2 separate regions of the Homo sapiens genome follow, and region 2 is linked to region 1. A link is a loop called in an ENCODE intact Hi-C map of the cell type or tissue named here. Cell type or tissue: GM12878. All regions are shown on one strand. Each heading gives the region's core, and the rest is flanking DNA. Links, peaks and the distances in the headings are about the cores only. Region 1 holds the start of LOC124901782 (a long non-coding RNA gene). Region 2 overlaps RBM33 (RNA binding motif protein 33).

Evidence for each region. Peaks named below come from ENCODE experiments on the same cell type or tissue, not always from the same donor. Only the 100,000 strongest peaks of a DNase experiment are listed, where the experiment ranks them.
Region 2: a loop joins it to region 1, with 3 times the contacts of the local background. A loop is called at or near these places in 2 of 110 quality-filtered maps.

What each region holds. Positions count from the first base shown.
Region 1 is chr7:155,195,973-155,210,579 of GRCh38, reverse strand. It overlaps LOC124901782 (a long non-coding RNA gene), which reads left to right and starts at 12,125. Exons shown (of 2, transcript XR_007060602.1): 1 at 12,125-13,318; 2 at 13,593-14,607. It overlaps LOC124901783 (a long non-coding RNA gene), which reads right to left and starts at 4,876. Exons shown (of 2, transcript XR_007060603.1): 1 at 4,753-4,876. It overlaps LOC124901786 (a long non-coding RNA gene), which reads left to right and starts at 535. Exons shown (of 2, transcript XR_007060606.1): 1 at 535-683; 2 at 966-1,448. RefSeq lists a silencer at 1,327-1,621 and enhancers at 1,256-1,765, 4,695-4,944, 4,975-5,044, 5,075-5,124, 5,135-5,314 and 1 more. In GM12878, for the core only: a CTCF peak has its summit at 8,269 (motif pointing right); no DNase peak of the experiment used is centred there.
Region 2 is chr7:155,746,468-155,761,074 of GRCh38, reverse strand. All of the region lies in intron 14 of RBM33 (RNA binding motif protein 33), which reads right to left. Among named protein-coding and RNA genes, the nearest start is that of SHH, 59 kb to the left of the region's middle. RefSeq lists enhancers at 2,366-2,660, 4,981-6,153, 8,168-8,397. In GM12878, for the core only: no CTCF peak of the experiment used is centred there; DNase peaks (open chromatin) are centred at 7,744 and 8,084; H3K4me3 peaks cover 2,090 bases; H3K27ac peaks cover 2,500 bases.

The DNA.
Region 1 (14,607 bases), core at 6,807-9,306:
GTGGGGAGGAGGGGAGGATGCCCACCTGTAGCTGTGACTGCTTTTCCTGGTGGTGGGGGAGGGAGAGTGTTCATATGGACCCAGGCCTGGGGCACTGGCCGTGTATTTATCCACAGAGGGACCAGGAGATGCAGGAGCCCTCCTAGTCTCCCCCTGCACCGCCCTCACCACCCACCCCCATGAGGAAGGGGCCGTCCCAGAAGATGCTAAGAGGCTCAGCCCCTCCTCCATGGAGTTTGGGAAGGTGACAGTGTTAAGGTAAACTCCAAGAGTCTCTGGGGTTGAACAGAAACCACCAGAAGATGTTGGGCAGCTTATGGGGGCTGTGTGGGTTCATGGGCTCCAGGATGCTCGGCCTCCCTTTCACTGTGGCGGTACTGGAGGCGCTGCTCACATGGCCGGCTCAGGCAGCTTGGGTAGACACCGCCAAGTGCAGGGGCAGGAACCTGCTAATAAGATGGGGGAGAGATGATGGTGATGGGGGTGGGGCGTCTCAGCAGGACTCCAGCTCCTCTGAGGCTCCTACCCCTCCAGCTCCCCCACCTCCCAGAAGGAATCCGGTTCCCAAACTGGGAGATGGTCCTGATTACCACGGAGCAATTAAGCAAGCTGCGGAGGAGAAGCCGTAGTGAAGACCCTCCCCACGCATGCTGTGTTTGCTCATAGGAGCAGGGGCATGAAAGGTGTGTGCAGGGTGCGGGGGAGGGGTGGGAATGGAGCAGGGTAGGGGGAAGGGAGCGGGGGAAAGAGGTTCCTGAGAAAGGAAGGCACCAGCGAAAATGAGAAGGTCCACGTGGCATAAACTTAGGGAAGAGAGGACAATACCCTCTCTTGTCATTATAAATCTGTAAAAATGAACATGCACACGGGCAGGAACAGGAGGCACAGGGCCGACGCCAACACGGATGGGGTTGGTGATGACATTGAGGGACCTCTGTCTTAGAGTCTGTTGTTCTTCAATACAGGTTTTGTAACAACAAAAAAGAAAGCTGGCTCCAAGTGTGGAAAGAAAGCAGAGGAAGGAACGGGTGGGGACCCTGTTGGCAGCTCTCCCTGAGGACGGGCCAGGATGGGGGGTCCTGGGGTCTGGGATTCTGACCCCAATCTTTAGAGCAGTCCCTAAGCCCCTTGCTCGCAGGGAGTGAAGCACCAGCAGGCATGGCTGCCAGGTCAGCAGACAGCCGACTCGGCTTCCTCGATGGGCAGCTTGCCCCGATGTCACGGCTGGCATTCACCGTGGCCCATGAAGGCGGTGGAGAGTGCCCCACAGGAGCAATCTGCCGCCAAAGGGGACGTGACGCCTGCCAGGAATGCCCAGCACACACCCAGTCTCGGGGCACCTGCCCTCACAGCTGGGGGGCGTCACCTATGTGCCCCGAATGTAGTAGATCATGTGGTGCCTGCACCAAGGCCGTGGCATGAAATTCAATAAAATTTCCCCAAATTCATTGTTCAGTCATGACTCATTTCCAAGGAAAGGAGTGAAATCCACCCTTCTTCCTTTGTTCTTTCTTCCTCCTTTGAAAGTGTCCCCATGGAGAAGCCCCCACTCCTACAGTCTTGAGAAAGAGCCTCTCACACACTCACACCCATTCCCACACACAGACACACTCATACACACACACATATTCCCACACACACTCACATTCCCCACTCACACCCATTCCCACACAGACACACTCATACACACACACCCATTCCCACACACACATTCCCCCCACACACCCATTCCCCACACACACTCACATTCCCACACACACTCACACCCATTCCCACACACACATTCCCACACACACCCATTCCCCCACACACACCCATTCCCACATACATTCCCACACACTCACACCCATTCCCACACACACATTCCCACACACATTCCCCCACACACACTCACACCCATCCCCACACACACATTCCCACACACATTCCCCCACACACACTCACACCCATCCCCACACAATTCCCACACACACTCACACCCATTCCCACACACACACCCATTCCCACACACCCATTCCCACACACACCCATTCCCACACACACTCACATTCCCCCACACACCCATTCCTACACACACACACACACCCATTCCCCCCCACACATACACACTCATACCTATTCCCCCACACACAGACACACACACACCCATTCCCCCCACACACCCATTCCCTCCCCCCACACACAGACACACTCAGGCCCATTCCCACACACACACACACCCATTCCCCCACAGACACACACACACTCTCACACCCATTCCCACACACACAGACACACACCCATTCCCCACACACAGACACACTCATACACACACACCCATTCCCACACACTCACATTCCCCCCACACACTCACACCCATTCCCACACACAGAGTCATACACACACACTCACACCCATTCCCCACAGACACACTCATTCCCCACACACAGACACACTCATACCCACACTCACACCCATTCCCACTCACACACTCACATGCCCACACTCACATTCCCCCCTCACACCCATTCCCACACACTCATGTTCCCACACACACACTCACACCCATTCCCACTCACACACTCACATGCCCACACTCACATTCCCCCCACACCCATTCCCACACACTCACGTTCCCACACACTCACACCCATTCCCACATACCCATTCCCACACACACTCACATTCCCACACACACATTCCCACACACACTCATACAGTCTCACACCCATTCCCACACACACACTCACATTCCCACACACTCACACCCATTCCCACACACACACACTCACACACTGTAACACACACACCCATTCCCACACACACACCCATTCCCACACAAGACACACACACCGATTTCCACACACACACGTACGCACACCCATTCCCACACACACCCATTCCCCCACACATTCCCACACACATGCACTCCCACACACACCCATTCCCACACACACTCATACACACTCACACCCATTCCCACACACAGACACACACACGCACGCACACACGCGTACACACACACATTCACACACAGTCACACACGTTAAGCCATTTTAACTTTAGCGCCTCAGCTCTCAGTCCCCAAATCACCTGCACACCCAGAGGCAGGGGCTACTCACAACGGAGCACCTTGGACAGAGGCAGGTAAACCCACTAAGCTGGATTCCTGGAGAAGCAGGAAAAAGCGGAGCCGTTTCTCCTTGAACATCCTAGATGCTCAGATAAAAGAGATGGAATCTCATTGGATGGATTTGAGGAAACCCCCAAAGCTGCTTCTTGAAAACATCAACCAGCGACCTGCCGTGTGCTGAGATTCTACCTGGCTCTTTGTTTTCAGGAAGTCTTCCTGAGAGAGCACACTGTTGGCGTTTTGCTGGGTAGATATCCCTTGGGGGGGTGTCCTACCTACTGAAGGGTGAATAGCAACCTTGCTCAACCATCACCCCAACAAAATCCAGGAGCACCCTCAGTCACTGTGACCCCCAAATGGCGTTTGTTGTATCCCCCAAATCCATATGTTGAAGTCTTAACCCCCAGGACCTCAGAATGTGGCTGTATTTGGAAACAGGGTCTTTCAAGAGGTAACTAAACTAAGATGAGGGCTTTGGAGTGGGCCCTAATCTAATCTGACCGGTGTCTTTAGGATGCAGTTTGGGTATTTGTCCCTGCCCAGATCTCATGTGGAAATGTGATCCTCAGTGTTGGAGGTGGGGATTGGAGGGAGGTGTTTGGATCATGGGGGTGGATCCCTCATGAATGGCTGGGCTAGCCTCTTGGTGATAAGTGAGCTCGAGCCCTGGGTTCACAGGAGTCCTGGTCTTTTAAAAGTGTGTGACACATCCCCCCTCCTCTTTCTCACTCCTGCTTCCCCCTGTGATGAGCTGGCTTCCCCTTCTTCTTCCGCCATGACTGGACGTTTCCTGAGGCCACCCCAGAGACAGATGACGTCACGCTTCCCGTACAGCCTGCAGATCCCTGAGCCAATTAAAGCGCTTTTCTTCATAAATTACCCAGCCTCAGGGACTTCTTTATAGCCAGGTGAGAACGGACTAAGAAGAAAAAGTTGGGAAGCAGACGCTGACAGAGGGATGACCACGTGAGGACACAGGGAGAGGATGGCGTCTGCAGGCCACGGAGGGGCCTGAGGAGGAACCAGCCCTGCCCACGCCGTGATCTCAGATTTCCGGACCTCAGGACTGCGGGGAAGGGAGTTTCTGTTGTTCAAGCTGCTCGGTCCACGGTACTTTGTTATAGAAGCCACAGCAGAGTTATATGCGTGTGTATGCGTGCACACACACACTCACACACACACACACAGACACTAACACACACGGACACACACTTTCTCACACACAGAAACACACAATGACACACACAGACACACTGACACACAGGCACAAACACACACACTCTGTCACACTGACACACACACACAAACACTGACACATTCACATACGGACACACTCTCGACCACTCACACACACTGACACACACAGACACACTGACACGCGGGCACACACAGACACACTCACGACACACAGACTCACGTACACTGACACACTCTCACGGACACACACTCTCGCACTCTCACACAGACACACACACTGATACAGACACACACGCTGACACACACAGAGACACACACACTGACACATCCACACAGAGGCCCCACATTTCTCAGCCTTTTGAGGTAGTACATTTAAATAGCATTTAAAATACCTATTAATTCATTAAAACACTCATAATCCTGTTATACGTCAGCGTAAATACCTTATGACAAATAGCCGACTGGAAACCACTGACTGAAAACCACAGAGTCAGCTCACGGAAGATGGCTGTTAAAATGCAAATGCACTTTGGGGAGGACATGGTGGCGTGAGTGTCAGGAAGGAGTGACTTGGCTTGTGAGTCAGCGTCTAGAAGGCGTGCGTCTGGCCTCTGAAGTCGGATGGGAGGGCCTGGGCTGCCTCCTGACTGCCACTTCCCTGCTGCGCGGCCTCCAGCCAGTGTCTCCACCTCCCTGCCCTTGGTCCGTAAATGGGGGGGTAATAGGACCCACTGCACGCGTTATAGGAGGGTCAAGTGGCTCCATATCTGCAAAGGGCTTAGGACAGCGCCTGGAAAGCACGCGGCGTCTGCCTTCCTCCGTCACTGGGAAGCTCGGGGGAGGGGCCACACGGACACAGGCTATTGGCTGAGGGAGCAGGGAGGGGCTGAGACACGATCTGGAGCCCGGGACTCACACATTGGGTCTGAAGAGCTATGGAGGCCACCACGGAGCATGCGTTTATGGGGGTTGAATGCAGCCACGATGCCACGTTAGAAATCACCAATGAGAAACACTAGAAATCGAAACTAAGAGCATTTAAAATACCTATTAATTCATTAAAACAATCATAAACCTGTCATACGTCAACGTAAATACCTTATGACGAACAGCTATATTTTCCAAAACAAAAAGCATTTAGGGGGAGGCATGGCATTGTCTTCGTGTCTGCAGAGCTCTCCAGTGTCTGACTTGGAAGAGCTGGGTTTTCCTGCCTGCTCCTGCATTCCACCTGCTTGCAGAGCATGGAGACAGTTCCGTGTGACACAGACATGCAGCTAGCAAAGTGGGTCCCTCAGGGGGTCTCGGGGATGTCAGGGTCCAGGGGCCTCCCTGAGGGCTTCTGATATGGTCTGGAAGGTGCTCCGCAGAGCCAGGGCAGTGGGCGTGCTGGGGAGCCAGGCTGGGGGGCTGGGCACCCCCTCCCTCATCCAGAGCAGCCCTATTCCTATCAGATACATGTCTTGGGCTCTGAGTCAAATGCTGTGTGTACAATAAAGTGGATACACCTGCTCTGGGGCCTGGGGCTACACTGGAAAGGTGAGGCTTTGGGATGGGATGGTGGAGGGGAACCGCTAGGGCCCTGGGAGATAAGGGCGAGAGGCCTCAGGTGTGCCCAGGTGGGAGAGCCAGGGCACCTGCAGTGCTGCTGGTCCAGTCCCAAAGCCAGCAGAGGCCCTGCTACCTCCACATGCTGGACTCCAGGAATTGCTCCTGGCAGCAGCAGGGAGCCCTGTGGAGCCAGGACACAGAGCCACATGGTGCGAGGGTGGCTGCTGCCAGGAGTGGAGAGGCGGCGTGCACATGGGTGACCTTGAGTGCACAGGTGCTGTGTGCCCACACAAGAGGTAGCTGGCCCACGGGGTGCTGCCCTCCCTCTGCCCCCCCAGCACACCTGGTCCACACACCTGCCCTGCTTCACCTGGTGCCACACCCTTGGGAGCACTGCTGAGGCCTAGAAGTCTTGGGCATGAGTGTGGCCTCCCGATAGGCAGGGCTCTGGCTCTCATCTGGGAGCACGGCAGAAGCTGTTGTCTGGGAGCACGGGTGTCCAAGCCCATGGAGAGCTGTCCCCCATGGAGAGCTGTCCCCCAGAGCCACCTCTTGCTGGAGGCAGAGCGCCTGCAGCAGGATGCGGGCCTCACATCTCAGGGCCTCGGCCTCCCTCGTGCTTACCCCTCCCACAGGCTCCTCTGCCCTTGCTGTCCTCACCTGGACCCTCCCCGAGATCCCCGAGTGCCCATCCCTTCACCAGGAGCCACTGGCCCAGTGTCTGTTTCCTGCCTCACTTTCCTTCCCAGGGTATCCCCTGCTGCCCTGCATGAGGCTTCTTTACCTGCTGTCTGTCCACCCCAAGGCAGGAGCTCCCTGAATGCTGGAGCACCAACAGCTCGGTCCCTGCAGAGTCCCAGCACCCAGTGAAGCCACTGTGAGGAGGACTTGGGCCTCAGGATGCACGTGCAGCCATGGAGACCCCACGGGGCGGCCCCTCGGATGATCCTGGCCTTCTGGGTGGTCCCCGAGGGTTTGTTTCTTTCTGGGACTTTCTAACAGGAGGTCCTGCTCCTTGCCGCCGACTCAGCCCTGCCTGTAGCTTCCACAGTGCGTCAGAAGTCACCGCTCACCTGATGCTGGGAATCCTCCTCCCAGGGCTCTGGAAAATTCCACCTCAGCCTGACAGACTCTCCCTCCCGCACCTGCACAGCCCCCGGGGCTCCGGAAAATTCCACCTCAGCCTGACAGAGCTCTCTCCAGGCTGGTGCGGGTGGGAATAGGCCTGAGAAAGCCTTTTCTGGGTCACAGGCAGTCCTGAGTACATGCTGACTGCAATGTACCCACCTGACCCACTGACCTCAACCCCTGACCCCGACCCCTGACTCTGGGGACATGGGACCCTCCCCTCAGGAGGTCTGGCCTCACCTCACTGGCTAGGGGCCCACAAAAGCAGGAGGAGCCACTGTTCACTCCACAAAGCCCTAGGCCAGGAAATGCACCCACAGGGCCAAGGGAGAGCAGGGAGGGGGAACTCCACCATGAGGACCCTTGGGAATCAACCACCAACTCCCTTGTGGGTGTGGTGGCTGCCACAGTCCAAGCACTGGAAAGCAGGAGAGGGAAGCCCGGCCCCTCATCTGAGTGAGGCAGCCAGGCCCCCGATTGGGGCTGAGCCAGCAGCAGGGTCACCCACCAGCAGCAGAACCCTGATCCAGACTCAGACTCCAAACCTCAAGGGCAACCCCCAGCCTTCCACCCTGTGTCTCCTCCCCACTCAGCTGGGCTGTCTGTCTTCCCTCCCTGTCCCTTCCCCTCCCCCTCTCTCCCAAATCCCCTCCTCTCTCTCCTGCTCCTCCCAGAAGCCTCTTCTCACCCGAGGGTCCTCCTTCAGGCTCACTCAGCCCCACAGCACTCACCCGAAGGCCATCCCTGGTTCAAGGCCAGCACTGAACACTGGGGCGTTCAAGGGCCCTGGGCCCTGGCGAGGGTGGTATGTGCCAGCACACCCTGAGCCGCCTGTGCAGAATCCCCCTAACCTCTGGCCACTGAGTCTACCTGGCGTCCTCTGGGGAAGGTGCGGCTGCGTTCCAGTGGGGGCTGAGAGAGGGGAAGCATCCCGGGGCCCTCTGCCATCAAGGGGCACATGCAGATTTCCTCAGCTGCACTGACTCCAACCTGAGCACCCACCCTCCCTCACCTGTACCATGAGGTCCCGGAGGGCAGGGGCTGAGGGTCATCCCTCTCCCTCCAGGATCTGTGCTCAGTGCTGCGTGCTCGGCCATGACTCCTCAGGCATGCTCACCTTGCCCAGCTCACCGGGCAGACAGGATCCTGGGCTGGGCTTCTTTGTGGCCCTTGTGCTTTGAGCCTAGAGCACAGACTGCAGGGGAAGCTGCCTGCTTACATAACACCCTGGATACCCTGATCTTTGCAGCCATCTGAGAGCCCCAGGCTCACACTCACCCGTCTTTTTGGCAGCCAGGAGATGTCACCACTGTATCTTCTGCAGAGCTGGAGTCAGCAGCAGTAGGAGCTTAGAGCTTTAGACCAGCGAGCCACAGCCGGTCCTCCTCAAGGGCCTCTCACCTTGCCTGGTGTGCTAGGGGTCCCCAGAGAAATAAAACCAAAAGGATATATAGGATATATGCATAGAGAGATTGATGATGAGGAATTTTTCATGCTGCTATGGAGGTGGAGGCTGACAAGTCCAAAAATCAGCAGTTGGCAAGCTGGAGGCCTGGGCGAACCACTAGCGTAAGTTCCAGTCTGAGTGCAGAAGACTGCCAGCCCGGCTTGAAAACGGGCAGAGAGGGCCTTCTCCCTGACCAGTGCTTTTTGTTCTTTTCAGGCCCCCAGCTGCTTGGAAGAGGCCCAGCCATACAGGGAGGACCACCTGCTTTGCTCAATCCACCGATTCAAATGCTAATCTCATCCAGACACACCCAGAATAATGTTTAACCAAATATCTGGGCATCCTGTGGCCCAGTCGAGTTGACACGTTAGAATGAACCAACACACTGGTGAAGGCTGCCTGGGCTCCTCCCACTCCCAGGCACCAGGCCTCGTGTGCTCGGTTTTACTGACTCCATTTCACTGATTTTACCATCTCAAGGACAGTCCTCTGTGGAAGTTCTGTCACTGTGGGTTCTCCATGAAATTGCCAGCATTTGGCCTGAGTGACCTCCCAGCTCTGCTAGCTGATGCTGGTCCCGGGGTGCCTCTGAGCAAGGCAGGCGTGGTGGGGCTGCCCCTCTGCAGCTGTCCGCCAGGGTGTCGGGTCCGAGAGGCCTCGGGCTGTAGGCTTGGAGACGTTGCAGGGAACTTACTGCTCCCTCCGCTGAGCCTCAACCATAGGAGCCAGGATTCTTTGATGGGACCCCATCTTCATGGTCCCAGTTTTAAGGCTGTCTGATTGTTTTTATGACTTTACTTTCCCCAGAAATTTGCTTCCAAGCAGTACCAGCTGAAATCAGCACTTTTTAAAAAGTCAATCAGAATAAAAAACAGTGTTTTATTTTTCAGGTTTTGCCACTTGCAAACCTGAGGCCGCCCGCCTGCTCTGTCCTTCTGAATATGCAACAGCGGAGCCATGAGATGTCAGCAGCGAAGTGGTCTCCGAAACAACCTAGAGATCCAGGAGTTAAGAAGGAATTACTTAGGCAGATAGCAAGGGTATGGGAGTCCTCCATAAGGCTTTCCTTTTTAACGAAAAGCAGCCCCAAATCATTTTCTAACAAAGAGCAGCCTGCAAGCTGGGAGCTTGCACGGGTGAATGCTGGCAGGAACTAAAGACTAGACATTTTCATTTATCTATCTATCTATTTATTTATTTATTCATTTATTTAGAGATGGAGTCTTGCTCTGTTGCCCAGGCTGGAGTTCAGTGGTGCGATCTTGGCTTACTGCAACCTCCACCTCCGGGGTTCAAGCAATTCTCCTGCCTCAGCCTCCCGAGTAGCTGGGATTGCAGGCATCTGCCACCATGCCCTGCTAAATTTTATATTTTTAGTAGAGATGGGGTTTCACCATGTTGGCCAGGCTGGTCTTGAAGTCCTGACCTCAGGTGATCTGCCCACCTCGGCCTCCCAAAGTGCTGGGATTACAGGTGTGAGCCACCGAGCCCAGTCAGAGCTAGACATTTTCAAGATGGCAGCTCCACCTTTACTTCTCTGCCAGCCACGTGTTCTGTAAGGAGCAGACAAGATGGCCCCTATCAACTGGAAAACCCATTTGCATAATAAGAGCAGCCTTCCCCACGCACTGTGTAAACCTCATACCTGATCGAACCAATCTGTGAGCCCTACGTAAATCAGACACTGCCTCCTCAAACTGGACTATAAAACACAGTGCATTCACCACCAGTGCGTCCTTTCTGCTTGGAGACCCCTTCCTCTACAGAGGAAGCTGTTTCTCTTTCTCTTTTCCCCCTATTAAACCTCCACTCCTATACTCCTCTTTAGTGTCCCTGTCCTAAATTTTCCTGGCAGGCGACAACAAGCCCCAGGGGATCTACCCCAGACGACGTAGCTGCTTCACTGGGATACTGAGGCCCAGAGAGGAAATGAGAGTCTCAGGACTCATTCCATACCAGCGGGTCCATCGGCCATTCCCTCTGACCTGCCCAACACAAGCTCTTCTCCAGCTATTTGAAGAAGGGAAGGAAGTGAGAAATACACTTTAAGCAGATATCAATGTCAGTTGAGATAAACATCAAGCTTTATTGACTTAAGAGGTAAATATTGATAGAACTGAAATGCCAAATCAATATTTACCTCCAGGGATGCTATAGCCTGAATTTGAAGTTGGGCTATGTGCACATCAACGCATCTCCAAGTCCCAACGTCTTCATAAGCAGTATGTGATCATTTCAGTGATGGGCTAAAGTTGAAAGGTGTGGTGAGAGATTTCCAGAGGGTCCTCACACGGAGGTCTAGGGAGAAGTTCATGATCACCATGAGGGGTCATCAGCACAGACCCGGAAGGTCAACGTCTGAAAACTACATCACTGGCACAGAATGGCGGGGACCCAATTTGCTTCACTTTTTGCTGAGCACTCACCTGACAAAGCATAAGATTCCAGCCGGAAAGGCACTGAGCACCTGTTTGCCAGGCCTTGTCAGCACCTTGCCGTGCAGAGCCTGCACCAGCCCTGAGATCAGGGAGCAAAGAACCCATGCCTCTGGCTCGCCTGGCTTCTCAGCCATGGGAAAGGCAGCCTTCACTGGGACAATGGCAGTGTTGTTGGTCATTGGCTTAGAAAGAGGAGTTTTAGAAGATGTCAAGGCCAAGAAAAGATTATGAGAGAAAAGGAACCAAAAGTTAAAATTGGGCAATTCTATCCACTAACTTCCCCTGCTGTGAATTGGGAAAAGTTGGCACTGCGCTGTCTTTAAGGGGTGGGCCCGTACCCAGCCTCCAGCATCCTGGAGTGTGTCTGTGAACCTGCTTTGTTCTATCAACTATGCTTGATGGATAAAGACACTTAGGCTAAGGAAGCTGTCCTGCTCCCTCAGGTTTCCACACATCCTCGTTTTCTGCTTCTATGCCTAGTAAGTTTTCCACTAGAGCAGTAATTCCCAACCTGGCTATACATTAATCAACTTGAGATGCTTAAAAACAACACACACAGACGCCTCCACCACCCCCATCTATTGCATGTGAATGTCAGTGGGGAATTTCCTGGGTGATTCAGAGCACAGCCTTGGTTGAGATGAGATCTGACTCTCAGGCTCCCTTATCGTGGGATTGGTGGGGGAAGGGGCTGTTTTTCAATGCTCACGAGCTATATTTGCAAAGTGTTTTGTGGAAGGTCCTAAAACTCAAAGGGTCTTGAGCTAAAACCAGTCAGCAATAAGAGTTATCCGACACTTATGGAAGAGTTCCAGGGTGAGGACTTGGGTCAGCTGCAGGATGCTTGGATTGGAGGTCACTCGCAAAGAGGGGTCACCTGTGCCTTGTTCAATTCAGTGACCGCCGGGTTAAAGTGAGCATCCTGGTGGCTGTGGTGAACACTGGGGTGTGGGGCCCATATCCGCCTCGGGCTGAGGCCCTCATCGCCTCATCGCAAGAGAGCTGCTCTGCCCAAGGTCATGTGCCCCTCAAGGAGAGGGTCCCATGTGGGGCAGCGCTGCAGACCAGCTGCACGCAGAACTCAGGCAATGGTGGCTAGTTTGATCCTGGTGGCCAGCACTGAGGATCATCGTCAACTGTGATGAGGATAACCACACCTCTCTTGGCTTCCATGTCCCGGTCTGTGACGTGTTGGGTGACTCCTGATGAACCTCCAGCTCTCTTCCTGCTCTGCTGTCACGAGGACTGATCAGACCAGTTTCCGGTGAGCATGGTGACAGGGTTGCTGTACGAAGTGGCCCTGAGGGGCTTGGCCACCATTTCTGAGGGTGGGTCAGGCCTCCGGCCCACAGCGATCCTCTGCCTTCCTGCGTAGTCATGCCTGTCACTCAAGGAAAAACGTCCGGATGACACGTGACACAGCACTGAGTGATTCGGGGTGAGCCCTGGGGAAGGAAAAAATGGGGAAGGTGGTTTGGGGATTTTCACTCTTCTCCCTACATCTGTCTTAGCCTAAGTTTTCTTATCTGTGAAAGAGTTCTGAGATTTTTCGTCGCCAGATGTCTTTATAAAGAGTAAATGAGATCACATACAGGCTGGCCTTGGAGATATTGTGGGTTGGGTTCTAGACCACCTCAATAAAGTGAATACGGCAATACAGTGAGTCACATAAAATTTTTGGTTTCCCAGTGCATATAAATTTATGTTTATACTATACTGTAGTCTATTAAGTATGCAATAACAAGATGTCACTCCAATGTCTCCAGACATTGTCAAATGTCCACAAAGGGTCTGTGTCCAGCAAGACCGTGGAAGTCAGACCTAGGACAGGAAGTAAGGAGTGCAGTGTTGTTAAATATCTATACCTGATATGGATATTTAAGTCTATCAACTACTGTATTTATATTCTCAACTCTAACATTTAATGTTTTCACTATTGTTGTTTCCCTGAAATTCTATAATTCACTTTGTATTTCCCTCTGACTCAAAAGTTGGTTAATAAGGAATCATACGATTTCTAGGTCAAGGCCTTTTTGGTTTTGTGACTTTCTTATCAATTTCTAGTTTCATTGCATTGTGATTAGAAAATGTTTTCTGCATTATCTCTCCTCTTTAGAACTAATTGAAGTTATTTGTGTGGTTTATTAGTTAATTTTGGAAGTGTCCCATGGTCACTTGGAAAGACAATATAGTCTATATTTTTAGGATTTAAAGTTTAGTAGATATCCCTCAGGTATACTAAATTGATCATGTCATTTTGGTCTTTTATATCATTACTTTCTTTTGTACATTTGCTCCAACCTGGGCTGAGAGAATTTGCATTTTCTATAAGTGACCACTGGTACCAGCCAAGGTGGAATACGTGCACTTCCGTCTACCGTCCCACTGGGAACGCTGAAAACTCTGGGAGGAACATAAAGAACAACTCCCTGAGCCCTCTAAAAAGTAAGTAACGACAAAAGGATGGGCAACTGATGTCAAAACTTGATAATGACCCCAAATGGGGGTGAGTTTTGCCTTGTTCCTCTTTCTTTGTCTCTTAGCTCTGACCTGAGGGTGGGTTGAATCTCAGAACTGTGCAGTGGGCCCAGAAGACAAAAATCTGGGATAAAACCTCTCTTTCCAGCCAAAGGACCAGGAAAAGGGACCCCTGCGTGCCAGGGAGTGTGGGAGAAATTTTCACTATTCTTTTTCTTTCCTCTCTTGACCCTGACCCAAGGCCAGCTCCAGCTGTGGAGCTGCACCACTATGCTGCTGGTCCTGGTGCTGGAAGCCCTGAAACTTTGATGAAAGACCCAACTCTCCAACCAGAGGAACTGGAAATGGAGTGGGGTGAATCCCTGTTTATTTCTTCCTCTTTACTGTTGCCACTTGGCTCCAAAGATGGCCCCAGTCATGTGGAACTATACAATAGCACAAAGAATTAAAAAGCTAAGAAAAACCTGATTTTCTGGACAGAAGAAAACTGGAAAAAGAGCTCCAGCTGTTTTAAAAATGGGGGGATAATCCCTGTTAATTTTTTTGTCTTTTCTTTTACCAATTTATTCCTAAGGTAGTCCTAGTCACGCAGAGCTGCATGGCAGTGCGGGAAGCTAAATCTTGGAGATAACACTATCTTTCTGTCCAGAAGAACCAGGAAAGGAGAGCCCTGAATGCCAAAAATTGTGGGAGATATCCTGGAAATTGTCAGTGAACTTGAAGATTAATCAATAGGAATTACACAGCCTGAAGATTGAGAGAAAAAAAAATGAAACAAAAACAGAGCCTCAAGCACCTGTGAGACAATATCAAAAAGTCTAATACTCTTATTATTGGAGTCTCAGAAGAAGAGGAGGAGGACACTGGTGCAGAAAAATATTGAAGAAATAATGGTTGTAAACTTCCCAGACTTGATGAAAAACGTATATATATATAGGTTCAAGAAGGTTAACAAACTCTAAACAAGATAAACTTAAAAAAAATGCATTGTAAATGAAAATCAAAGGTAAAGGAAAGACAATTAAAAGCAACCAGATAAAAACAGTATACTATGTATCAGAGAAGAGTACTTTGGATAACTGCAAATTTCTCATCAGAAAATAGGAAGCAGGAAGATGGTGGAACAACATCTATAAATTACTGAAAGAAAATAATTGTCAACCCAGAATTCTATATCCAGCAAAAATATCTTAGAAATGACAGTGAAATAAGGACATACTCAGATTAAGAGAAAGTAAGAGAATTTGTCACTAACA
Region 2 (14,607 bases), core at 6,660-9,159, 550 kb before region 1:
ATCTGCTATCGTCCAGCCAGGGCTGCGGGTGACTGAGCCAGATGGGTTCTCCCACCTAACGCTCTATGACTCTACCATTTGAATTATCATCGCCTGAAACGTGCGATCTTACTGGGAGTCGCTCCTGTCTTACAGGGGCTACCCCCAACCCCCACATGAAAATGGAAGCACTGTGAAAAGGCAGACCGCTCGCAAAATCCAAAGTCAGGCTGGTAGTTTGTGCCTCTTAAATCTTCTCCACAAGGTCTTCTACCCAAGGTGTGAGTAGGTATCCCACCAGGCAGGGAGGGCCTATACTGAGTACACAATTTTTCAGTCTGTATCTTAAAAAACTATGTGAATTCTCTCTAGTTTTATACATGCTTGAAATTTTCTATACTAAAAAGTTTTAAAATTTAAAAATATATACCACATACCCTCATCTTTCATGAGAACCAGTGACCATTAATTTATCCAAAATCCTATTGCAATGTTGTTGCCTGACAGTACAATCTTAGTATGAGATTCATAAATTCACTATGCACGTGTTCAGCTGTACTGCCACTGAAAACATTCCTCCTCTTTACAAGCGCGAACACTTCACACCAACCTCCAGGTCCCATGAGGGCCCATGTTAGGTGGAGGGGACATCAGACCACTCAGTTCTCCACACAACTCAGCAACCCAACAGTCTTACTGACTGTGATTCTCCAACTTCTACCCTTTCCACTAACGTGGGCAAATGCATGGACTGTGGAAGGTTTGCTCTCTAAGAAGGACTTCCATCGTATGAACTTAAGCAATCTAAATCAGCTCCCTGGTAGCTTAACCAACTAGGTCTCCAAGGATGCCGACCACAACATTTGCTGTCTTGTAAGTGCTTGAGAGAAGCCAGTGGTTTAGACCCCAGTGAATCTCTTGTTCAGCTTACCAAAATGTCTCATGCACACAGAAGGCACTGAAATATTTAGTGAATAGATCAGTAAATAGTTGCCTGTACTTTTTAAAGTTAAGTAGTTCTGAATGTGCTAAGAGAGATTATAGCATCAGAATACTAGGTTACAGCCACTGTCAATCAGTACACACCTATTTACTACACCACTAAGATAATAAAAGGCCAACTTTCAGCCCAGCAACATGAAGTGTCACGTGGCAGAAAGAGAGGCGACAGTACCTTTGGCCTGGAGGGAACGATGTTCACAGAACATGACGGACAGCAAGACGAATGCTCTGGCCGGTTTCCCTGGCAATCCAAAGCTTGAAACAAGATGGTCTAGAGAGGAAACTTTAACAACAATAGGTGGCACCAAAAGGAGGATGTTATTATTTGCATGTTGTAAGGTATACAATGTGTATGTGTACTTGGGTGATAAACACATAACACTGTAGTAATTTGATAATTTTTAAACTGTGCTTTGGGAGGCCGAGGCGGGTGGATCACGAGGTCAGGAGATCGAGACCATCCTGGCTAACACGGTGAAACCCCGTCTCTACTAAAAATACAAAAAAAATTAGCCGGGCGCGGTGGCGGGCGCCTGTAGTCCCAGCTACTCAGGAGGCTGAGGCAGGAGAATGGCGTGAACCCGGGAGGCGGAGCTTGCAGTGAGCCGAGATCGCACCACTGCACTCCAGCCTGGGAGACAGAGCGAGACTCCATCTCAAAAAAAAAAAAAAAAAAAAGAACATAAACATTGAGTCAATAAATACCCCGAATAAGAAAAAGTTCTCTTCATCATTATTTTGGGTAAGAGACTGGTGAAAATTTATGTCTGGTGACATTAACGTCAGATAAGAACTCTGAAAAATAAATTTCTAAACTTTTATTTTCCATTGAAGGAAAGTTTATTTTTTAAGTAGGCTTGATCTCTATTTAAAGTTCAGAAATACAGGTATTACAAAAAGCCTTTCTCTTCCTCATCTGTTTCAAAAAAACTAAAATTTCCTTATGCAGATCTTGTAACATAAAGAAAGGGTCCTGATGTGATGGTGTCATACCTCGTTGACGACTTTCTAAGAAATGGCCTGAAAAGACAGGAATAAGGCCTGTGATGAGACAGTCCCTGCAGACAGAGACCTCACCTCCTAGTGCCACCTCTGCTCATTCCGTGGGGCCGGGTGGGCCTTCCTGGGCCTGCCGCTGCACCCCTCCCTGCTTGGGAAGCTCTTGGGCCCAGACTGACAGACTCTTCGGTCCCAGTGGCAGGTTGGGATGCAGCTACTTGGTTTTTCTTCCCAGTGGGTCTGGCTCTCGGTGGTCTCTTGCTTCCTGGAGGCATGTGCACCACAGTGTCCTCAGGGCAGGCAGACACCAGAAGACACAGAAAGTGGGGTGCTTCAGAGTCTTGTGATGCCGACTACCCAACTTTCAAGGAAAGACTCTTCCTACAAACCTGCTCAGCAGAAAGAAGCCCTGCCTGGGTAAGCTCTGGAGCTGCTTATATCCAAGACAAGTTTTTGTACCTTATACAGCAGGGGTCCCCAACCCTCACTACCAGTCTGTGGCCTGTTAGGAACTGAGCTGCATGCACCGCAGGAGGTGAGCAGCAGGCAGGCAAGCATTACTGCCTAAGCTCCGCCTCCTGTCGGATCAGCAGCGGCATTCTCACGGGAGCATGAATCCTACTGTGAACTGCCCACGCGAGGGATCTAGGTTGCCAGCTCCTTATAAGACTCTAATGTCTGATGATCTGAGGTGCAACAATTTCATCCTGAAACCATTCCCCACCGCCAACCCCAGTCCACGGAAAAACTGTCTTCCAAGAAACCAGTCCCTGGTGCCAGTAAGGTTGGGGACCCTGTTATATAGCAACAAATGATATCATAAAACTTTATAATGGAAATTTTCAAGGCACTCCTGGGATCTTAATCATCAAGAGTTTTGGTATTATTCAATATATTCACTTAGTACTGGCAGTGAAATAATCCATAGCTCATATCTGTTGAATGTCTACAACAGGACAAGAAAGGTACTAGGGTCCGTACAGACATTGTTTTCCTTCAGTCCTCCTGATGGAGTTTTGGTATTTTGTCCCTCCCCAAATCTTCTGTTGAAATGTATCCCCAGTGCTGGAGGTGGGGCTTAGTGGGAGGTGTTTGGATCATGGGGCGGATGACTGTGAATGGCTTAGGCCATCCCCTTGGTGATAAGCAAGCTCTGAGTTCACAAAAGATCTGGCCATTCAGAGTGCATGGCACATGCCCCGCCCCCCACCCCACACCACCATGCTCCTGCTTTTGCCATGAAATGCGCCTGCTCCCCACTCTGCATTCCACCATGATTGGAAGCTTCCTGAGGCCTCCCTAGAAGCCAAGTAGATGCCGGCACCATGCTTCCTGTAAAGCCTGCAGAACCCTGGGCCAATTAAACCTCTTCTCTTCATAAATTATCCAGTCTCAGGTATTTCTTTATAGCAGTGCAAGAACTGCCTAATACACCTCCCTAAGAGGTAAGTAGTAGTATCCTCATTGTGCCCATTAAACAAACTTCAGTCACACAATAAGCGCTGGAACATCTTTGTGGCTCCAAAACCAGGGGAGGAGTTTACACTAACATATTTTGAAACTATTTTCAGACAGAGTTGAAACAAACGGGATCAACAATTAAATCACTTTAAATGAAGGGCTACTATAATGCTGTGCTTCTGAATTTTTCTGAAGATCATGCTAAGCAATGAAGGCTTGAACATAAGTAAAAGGTTGTTTCATTTTGTAAGAAAAAAATGAATTTTTTTTTCTAATTAAAAGAACAATTATTCCCTTTTGACTTAGCATGAGGAAAAGCTAATTCTACAGAACAGTTTCAAGTTCCCGGGTTTTACTCCAGTTCACACTAGAATGTGAACTAGCATACACATTCCTAGGTTGTGGCCAGGAGCGTAGTTTGGATCAGGTGAACAACTTCTACCCATGGGTCAAATTCTCCCATTGACTCTTCGATTCAACTTGTCCCTTTGGATTCTGTTGATCACATTCAAATTTTACTTTATTAGTGGTTTTGTTTTTGAGAAAATTTTCATTTCACCTTTCCCAATGGACAGACGTTTATTTCAAGGTACACTTCAGCCCATACTGTGGTTGACACTACAATCTCTGTCAAGAAGTAGGCAAGCGTTACTCTGAATGGCATCTAATACAGCTTGGTGGTCCTAATCATTACTTGTAAACTGACAAGTCCTATTTTAGCCACAAAATCAGGTATTACAACAGCCATGCTGGGGAAAGGAAAATATGGGTTTTGATACTACCCAGATACCACAGATGCTACCCACCACCAAGCTACCCGGCTATCTGGAAACTGCTGGTGACGTTTCTGCCCAAATTTTGCTGCCTACTTTGCAACTTGTGCTTTCGCCTGGGGTTTTACCATTCACTCCAACTCACGGGCGGCACACAGTGACATTCGGCCTCTCCTGGGTTTCCAACGTGCTCAGATTAAACATCACGATCCCAGCTACCATTTCATGTCATCTCTCAGAACAAATAGCAAGCAGAGTGCACCACGAGAGGAGTGAACTGCAACGCGCTAGACTCACACTTGGCCCAATTTATATGGCAGGATCAATGTGGAAACAACGCTTTCAATTCCCTTTTACTGCATATACCAAAACAACTTCCTGATTTTGACTTTTGATTTTAGTATGTTGTAGTACAAATATCCAGGAACAAATTCTTCAACTGATTACATCTGAGAAACAAATTGATTACATATTTTTATACCTATACTCACACATACAGACAAGATTTGAATAAGAACCAAGCCAAATTAAATCTACCCATTTATTTATAAGTCTTCTATAAGGTTATAGTTATGCATATAATTACAGCATTGAAAGAGATCCTAAAATTACTAGTACTTAGTTAAGTAAATTTTAAAATACTGTTGATTCAAATTGAATTTTAGAAGGCTGTTATCTTAACATCCACATATAAGTGTTGTATGTGGGTGACAGACTATACATTCTATTCATAAAAAGTATGTTTGCTTTGAAACTGAATTTTCCCAGGGTGGTGTTCGCTTTTTAACTCTTCAAACAACACTAGGTTCAGACAGCATTTTAAATATCTTCTACTTCCTCCAAAGCACATGAGAGAGAAAAGAAGTTTTGTCATCTCTGGTCAAACCAGAAACATTTTTTTCCCACAAATGATTATCTTTTAATGCTATAAAAATCGCTTTTTAGACTAGTTTTTTTTGTATATTTATAAAAGGCACTATTTGAATTAAGTAAGCTTAGGGAATACTTTTTATCAGCTTAATCATTACAAAAAAAAAGAGGTCTGTAGCCCCCAACATTAGCAGGACAAATTTATTTATAACAAATCGTTTAAATGCATAGATAAAAACACCTACTGATATTGTCAGGGCTTCCTGCAATTTGACAGATCAAATCTTATTTTCACTCTTAAACCCCATGAAGAAGTGCTATCACTGACTTGCATTCACTAGCAAGCAAATTGATTAACCCCCTCTATAGAAATCTCAACTCTTGATTATACCTATCAGACGCTAAGCAGCATTATTCTAGAGTGACAACACTTGACAAATTCCCCAACCATTTTTCTCAGCCTTTGTGGCCCTGCTAACTTGTATTAACCCTGATGAAAAATTAATTTTCCTTATCTTCTTCTAAACCCCAAAATCCAAATCCGCCAAACTGGCAACTCTTTCTGTAAAGGTATTATGAAAACCTCTAAAAGATTAATTGCATGTCTTCAGGTGACATTAAATTAATTTCTGTACTCATGACAGACATTTGATACTCCATACTGAGAGGACAGATAACATTGTCAGGACACACAGAAGGACAGGGGTGTAGTGTCCCAGGGCAGCCTCTTATGAATTCTCCTTTCGATAAGGCCATACTTCACTGTCACCGCCAATGTTGCTGATCTTACAGTCCAGAGACCTCACTGAACAGGTTTCTATTAACTACAACAATGCTGGGCCTATCCCTGTAATCTTTATAAAGCTCACTCAAAATGTGGACAATAAATGATATGCATGCTGTACGAAGTTTCTAAATATAAATACATTTAGGGCTTCTCATTTTTTTCTCTGAAGACTACTGGATTAAAGAAGAGGGGGTAAAAGAAAATATTAATAAACAGGCTCACATTCTCTTTCTTCTCTGCAATGAATTATCCTCATGAAATAGTAAGCATGCAAAACATGGGGAGCACTTACATCTAAAATACTGCCTATCTGGAACTAGGTCTACACAGGCAGAATTAAAACCAAATCCGTAAGGTTAGAGAGACCAGGTTGGACAGACCTCCTAACTACCAAGCTTCATGAAAGAAAAGGGTTCTCTTAGCACATGCATTTGACTTTCTAGTACGGTATGGTGAGAACGTGGCACAGTTATTCAAGTGCTTGCTCTCTCTCTTAACAGTCTACCTTTCTGACATTAGCTAGGCCTGGGGAGATCTTTAAAAAGCAAGATTAGCTGACCTTTGAAGGAACAAACCAAAGCCTTGAGCCTCTGAGGGGATCTCATACCCCAGGATTCTCCAATTTCGACAGCACAAATCTACCAGTCTAAAAAGTAAAGGATTACTAAAGTAAGCCAGGCACCTCCAGATGCTGTGGCTTATGAGGCAGGGTGTGAAGTCTAGCTCTTCCAGCCACACAGTCCCTCACAGAGGGGTGCAGCCCCAGGCTCTGAAAAGTGGCCCTTCCACCCTGCCCTGGAAGAGTGGCTCCAAAGGACCTGCTCTGTAGCACTGAGCAAGTTCTGCAGAACAGGTGACCAGGATCCTACCTGGGTAGGCTGTTGAAAGTTAGGGGAGGGAAGTTACCTAAGACATTGAAGAAAGCAGATTCCCCTTCTGGCTGGGGTGGGTGAGTGAGCTAATCCTGATTCCTAGCTGAAGGTGAATTATTTCTGACTCACCTGCTAATTTTACTCCCTAACATCATACCCCTAAAAAAATCATAAATTAATGAGTATGGAAATTCTTATGTGTTCAAAATGATTTATGTCCTCTAATGACCAATGGTCTATCTTGCCATGTTTAGAGGCCACATGATTAAGAATGCTTAAAAAGTAGTCTCCTTGGAAATTATCAATTCTGCCCACACTAAGACATTTCAAAGCTCTTAAAAACAAGTATTCATGCACAACTGTTTCTCCTCCAAAAGGAAGATGCTAGACTGTACGTCTTATCAAATAAGTGATTAATCAGGATTCTGTATGCCCTATTTTTCTTTCACTCTTTTGCTATTTGCCTGTTGGCCATTTTACCACTCATTAGCACCTTTAAACAAATGAGGTCAAACTCCACCCAGCCAACTTGGCAGGCATGAGGTGCCTGCCCCGCGCCTCCACGCTCCTCCCCTGCCCCAAGCACCTGAATGTGCATCTCTCGTGGCCCCCACCTCTGTGTCAAAAGCCATTTACACTCAGTCTCCCTTCCTGCCTAGTCTTCCCAGAACTGGCCTGTTGGAAATCCACCTGCAGCTCTGCCCTTCTCATGGGCAAGTTCAGACTGGGAACCCTACTTCTGAGTCGCTTCTATCTGGCCCCTCTCAGCTCCTCCTTAGCTCTGCTACTCATCCACTCCCAGGCGCTGCCAGAGATCATCCTAGGAAGTCACCTTCTGCCAGAAATCAAGCGACCAGAACAGCGGCATCCTCCTGTCCGGGACCTTAGAGGCTAAAAAACGTGGGTTCCCCTGAATGACACTCACAAGGTGGAGGCTCTGCCTTTGCATGGGTCTTCACCACAAACAAGTTACCACTGCAGATTTGCCACTTAACACAATTCAAACAGCAGCAAAACAGGATGTGAAATATCCCATTTTGCAAATCTAGAAAGGAGGACTTTCAGGAGGCAATAATAAATTTTTGCAGGAAATAATGCCCAGAAGAATTAGTAATGATTCATGCTTTTTGTCTTTTTCCAAATTTTGCTTACTTACTGGTATCATCTAAATGTCAACAGAAACAACTACTACTTTTATCATCAGAAGTACTGGGGAAAGGGGTAAGAACACTGCTAATTCCTCCTTTGCTATGCTTCAGTAAGAGAGTGCAAGCCATGTTGCCATTTTTAACACAGTATTTAAATATCTTAAACATTTATAATGTACCTGAAACTGCCTTACATCCTGGACACACAAAAAAAGACCAAAACCCCACTCAGGTAAGTAGCAGTAACATCAGGAGCCGGCTCTGAAAACACACGGTCAGATGAGAAGATCGGGCTGCAGAAGAGGAACAAAGAAAGGACGAACCAGTGTGCGTGGGAGCGGCCATCCAGGGAGGCGTCCCAGAAGACGACCCACTTGAGCTGCATCCAAAGTAATAAGTGGGCCAGAGGCATGAAACATGGCACCTCCAGAGAAGGAGCAGGAGTGACAGTAGCAAATTCTAACCCCAACCGAAGTGCTGAGGAATTTCCATGGGTTCTTAGACCAGTGGTTCTCACAGGGCGATGGGCGGCCTCAGAAGCATGTGATGCACGTTTCTGCCCAGCTCTCAACTCAGTGCTCAGCTGTGTCTCATGCCTTTCCATGTATCAACACTTAGGTTAGAACCTCAACAAAATTTGCAAATAATGACTGTCAATCTTTTGTTTGGGTTTATAGAGGATGAGGGACTCACTTTAAATATCTAAATAGTAATGTTTAATTCTTAGAACTATCAACTACAATAATTCAAAAAATGAAATCAAAATAGCAAAAATTACTTCCTAATTCCCACCAATGACCTATTTCAAAAAATACAGTACAAAAGCAGTATCTGTATGAGCCATTTTCCTTTCTTTGCAACTCACTGTAGAAGAATCAAAAATGTGCTGAGCGGGCCCAGAAGACAGGACAGACAAAAGCAGTGGGCACAACTGGCTCCCAGATCTCCACTCTAAGGACCTGGAGCTTCCAAGAAGCAGGACCAATTCCAGAGCCCATACAGAGAAAGAACAAGGTGAGCTCGAACATCTTCTTGCACCAGAAAGTGAGGACATGTTCCAAGAGTAATGGCAACAAATCAAAGGACACAGAAACCAGTTTAAAGGGGCTCTCACTGGTCAATCTGGTACAATTCTAAAATCAACATAAATAATGACAGTGACAGTTCATTGCATAAAGTAACAATTCATACACCCACACTGACATAAATAAATGAACAAATAGATGAAGGAGAAGTGTAAATTATCACAGCAGGAGCATGACAGCTAACAAATACAGGAGTGTTGGCATTAGAAAAACTTCAGTGCCTGCTAACAATAGTGAAAATTTGATCAGAAATGGGATATTTACATAGTCCCAATCGTCTCAAAGTATCTTCCTATAAATTACTTTACTAATTACAAAGGGTAAAACTGTAACATTACAGAGGAGAGACTTGGCAAACATCACTTTTACCCACCCGCCGCCCCATCAAAGTTAATCTTGTCAATATTGGACAAACCTCCCAACTGAATGCACTAAGAAGGACCCGATATCCCCTCTGGGGTGTTCCTGCCAAATATGGACAACCTGAAACCGATCAGGATGAATCATAAAATAACCCAAATTGAAGGGCATTCCCTCTGCTCTTTCAAAAGGTCAAGGGCAAGAAACAGCAGATTTAGGGGACACTATGAATATAATGCATGATCCTGGCTGGACCCTGAAAGGTGGGGGTTAGCTACAGAGGACATAATTGGTCCAGTGAATAAAATCTGAATATGTACTATGGATAAGATGATAGTATCAGTGCACAACAATTTTTATTTTTGATAATGTACAAATATGGTTTTGTAAGAGAGTATCTGTGTGCTGAATCATAACACACCATGTCTCCAACCTACTCTCAAAGGTTTGGGAAAGAAGGTTTTTGTGCATGCAAATGAACAAAAAGACAGACCAGGATAAAGCAAACTTGACAAAATGTAAACAACTGGTGAATCTGATAAAGAACGTATGAGAGTTTCTCCTACTGTTCTTAAAACTAAAATTATATTAAAACATTCCCTTTCCCACCTCCCCAAGCTCCACAAAACGGATCAGGTATATACATATCATTCCAAAAGTGGGAGTAACTTTTGAGAAGGTAGGAAGGGAAGAAATTTACAAATGCAGTCCAAAGCCATAAATGCATGATCCCACAAATAAACTGGGACCTTCGGCATGCAGCATTTTGACAGCCTTTTAAAAATAAAATACAAGAGCATCACAATTGGACAGCTGGCTTTCCTGCGGGGGCATTCTGTGCTGCTCCCATTTCTCTGTGTGGCCAACAGAATAAAGGACTGTTTACTTAATTTGCTGCCAAATTCTTAAAATTTTCATTAACTTGATTAGAATAAAGCAGCTGAATTGGTATTTGCTTTCATTTTCTTAAAGATCAATATAAACAGCCACTCCAAAAAAAAAAAAAACCATTTTCTTTTTCCTTCAACTAAAAGGGTGGTAACATTTATTGAGTTATTATCACATACTCAAGCACTGTACCACTAACTTTACATGATTATGACGTTTAATCCTTACAAGGATCCTGGGAGGAGAGTTGGTTCTCATTGTACTGATGAGGAAACTGGGATTCATTGAGGCCAGGCAACCAAGGTTACAGAGATGCAAAATGAAAACCAAGATGCAAACACTTCAAAGACTATACCATTCTCCCTAAATAGGAAGACAGAAACTGACCGCCTAAGGCAAAGAATTTCCCCTGGCACTTGTTTGTTCTAATTCCTTTTTCCTGTGTTTAATCACACAGACTGGTTTTAGATGACTATATAAGTTTACACTAAGTAAATATTTTATACTTTTTATATTTGCTGTTATTACTTGAATTGTTTTTCTGGGAATTATGTATAGGTTATGAACAAAATTATAATGTAACAAGGTTGTTCTTTTGGTTTCTTAAACACTGAAAAATAGCTTTCTGAGAAATGGGCAAATGGAGAATATTTCTATATTCTAAGTAATTAAAAGAGAACCATTCCATGAAATATAATTCTACAGATGAACTATTTACTTAATAGTCAGGAAGGCACATAAAATTTTAGCAGTATTTGCTGCTAACACTACTTATAAGCAGCATTAATTTGTTCCTTTTGTAATCTCACCTAGCAAATCCAGACAGTAAAATGAGTGGGAAAAAAATGGAAATTCACGTACACAGAAATTGATTAGCCTCATAACAAAAGATCTCTTTCCATTTCAAATTCCCCTAATATTTCCCTTCAAAGTTTTAAATGCAAAATGTGACTTAATTTGATTCACACAGAAATGTTCAAGGATAGACTCACACAGCACATAGCAAGTGATGGCTATTCTTAACCAGGACACAATATGCACTCCCTTTCCTGGGCCAGCAGCCCAGGTTCTGGAACCGGGATGATGGAACCCCAGCCACTCGCCAGGCCTATATTCAAAGCTGAGGCTACTTACCATCCAGGCTGCGTTTTCATGTATCAAATCCTTCTCAGCCTATTGTTCCAGGCAGTCACTATCAGTCTGTTGCACTGGCAACCAAAATGAAACCTAACCATCATCATCATCATCATCATTATCCTAGGAGCCCCCATTAAGCATTTTCCGAATCAATCTAGACTGCTAATAGTAGAATATTATCCCCAATCAAGAAACAAATAACACCATGAAAAACACAGCAGATAAAATAGACAACTATCATAGACAAGGGTGAAGAGCGTAAGATTCAGCACTAACCCACAGGTGGAAGCCCAGCTTTACCACCTAGTAGGTGTGCGGCGGCCCTAGGCTGGTTACGTAGCCTCTTTGAGATTCAACGCACTCGCCTCAGAAGGATGTTGTGAGTACATGCTAAACACTCAATAAATAATAGCCACTACTATTATCTGGCATAAAAATCACATAATTTATTTCTAAAAGGGGCCTTAGAAGCATTCTACAAAGAAAATGGGAAGTTATGAAATGCCTTCTGTGTACCAGAAGCTTTCATTTACTGATGCCTCACAGCAGACTTACTAACCCCACTTGCAGATTGGAAATTAAAGTTCAGAAAAATGAAATGATTGTTCGGGGTCCCAAAGAACAGACAACTATTCAAACAGGAGTCTTTCTGCACCCAAAGCCACACTGTTTTACCCCATCACATGACTGCGTGCACAGGTGAGCTCTCAGTCCTAGAGAAAGGCTCCAATCTCTATACAGCAAGAAATTTCAGAGCAGCCAACGGCAAAACGCAATGCCAACAATAGCCCTTGAATCTGCATAGTCACTTTTCAAGCTTTAAACCAAGACGTTGACCCTAGTCAACACAATCGTGTAAGAAACAATACCAGGAATCATGCTGCTCATCTCTTTTCGAAAATGTTCCCTATGCACACGCATACTGCAGCAGCAGCCACAAAGGGGACCACCAAGAAAGGACTAGACATTCTCTTACAATGACAAGGACCAAGGAAAATCACCTGAAAGGCGATATAATTAACCACAGGGCAGACTACAAAAACCTATGGTCTTAAGACTCAGCCTCTCTCACCTTTCAAAAAACCCAGTTTAATAAAACCCAACGATAAATTATTTCATTATAAGTAATGACATATGGAAAATATAGAAGAAAACTCCATTTGATTCACAATTGCCTCACAGACATGAGTACACTCACAGAAACCTAATTAAATTGTATATCATAGTAAGAATGGCAAGAAAACTGTGCTTTCATAAACATGTGAACAATCCTGTGGACACATATTTCAACTGCAATCACCCACCAGAGCACAAGTTCTTGAATGGCACTATGCAAAGATAGTTTGCTATCCTGTCTAGAGACGTGAAGAATAGGAGACTGCTGAATGCAAAGAATAATTGAATTAAATGCATTAGATTTAGTTACACTAGTTAAATTAGAAAAAAGGGAAGGAGGTAATTTAGGTTAGGATATAGTATAGGTTAGAAAAAATGGGAAACGCGAACCAACAATAAAATGTTTTCATTAAGTAAGTAATCGTAAAACTAAGATGTAGATAATAATATCCTGTATGGGTGCCATGCACAAGTCAATCCTCCCCAGATGCCAAGCTCCTGTCAGCCAAGGTCTGCTCAGCCCTCGGCTCCTGAAGATTTTCATAGGCAGGAAACATCCCTGAGCATTAAGACCACAGCCCCCATATGCAGAGAATGCCTCTCCAGCAGCCAGGAACAGAAACACAAGCCAAAATAAATGCTTCCTTTTTGCATTGTCTGAAATAAGCACAATTTGCAATTAACCACCATTAGGAATATGTTCTCTCAAAAATAGTCCTCACCCACAAAAAAACAAAAAACAATGCCATTAGGCAAATCCTATTTGTTCTGGTTCAGAGAAATACGAACAAGACATCTTCCCTGCTAGGTCAAAAGTGCCAATGTGCTATTGGAGGGGACTGAGTAAACCCTAAGATACGAACATGTGGGCTAGTTGACACTTAAGAAGTAAAAGATAAAGAGCTGTTCCAAAGTACTGGTTTGACAGCTATTTTCATGAAAAATTCCTTTGTTTTTCCTATTTATTGTAAAATTAGCATGATTTTGGAATTAGGTCTGATATAAATTTTTTCCATTGGAGAAAAAGAGTAAAAATTCATGTAGATAAAATTCTTTTAAAGGAAAGCTGTTTATGAGTGTAAAAGCTGCTCTTTGATGGTAGAAACTGGACCCTTCACTTCCCAGCCTGCCAGTGCAGAGTACATGCAGCCCTCTACATCGGCCATTGTAACAAACAGCACCAGTTCTGGTTGCTATGGGAAAAGGCCTAATTCCCAACAATGGCCAACATCTCATCTTAAAAAAAGTCTGTAACACAAGTAAAAGAATGAGACACTGATTAACACAGTACACTTAAAAACAAGGTCAAAAGCAAAAGGGCCATAAACACTGAAGAAACTGAGTGCTTGAGTTCTCACCTAAAGGTAACAAATTCATATAATATGAAAACAATTTTATGTAACACCATTCTTCTCAACATTTCTAATTACAACGAATAGATGTGAGAAAACAGATTCAGATAAAGACTATCCTACTGGATAGTCTACATATGGAACTTCTAATCACAGTATTTTATAAAGATTTTCTTATAGCACATGAAAAAGTCAAAGTTTTGTTCTACAAACCTAGAAATAAAAGCACTAAATCTCAGCTAATTAACCAACTAACAAAATGAGTTATTCTTAAGCACAAGCAAGGAGACGAAGTAACGTTCTCCTTCACATGATCACATGTCCTACCATCCTGAAATGGACTAAAAGAGATAAGTTATTTTCTTTTTTTACTGTATACATTTTTTGTGTCTTTTAAAGCAATCGTTGCTAGCTGGTTTACTCTAGAAGCCTATGTTTACAACTTTCCTACTTTCTTCCTCAGTTTATAATATAAATTGCATACAATGAATAGCACTGTTATAGGGCAGAGCAATTACAGAGACCATAGTATTTGTTATAGAATTCATTTTCATGAAAACAACAGATGAGAGCTACTTACCACAACTAATAAGACTATATGGTGGGATAAAGAAGCAAGTGTTCTACAGATCACTTCTTTATGGAAGAATCTTCTGCAATGGAAATCTATCTGCAGTGACTGGTTTTATTTTAGAGTACTGAACCTATCCAAACTACAGTGGAAAACTGCACTTCCTGTGCCTGACTGAAAATGACCTGATATGGACAATGATGAAAA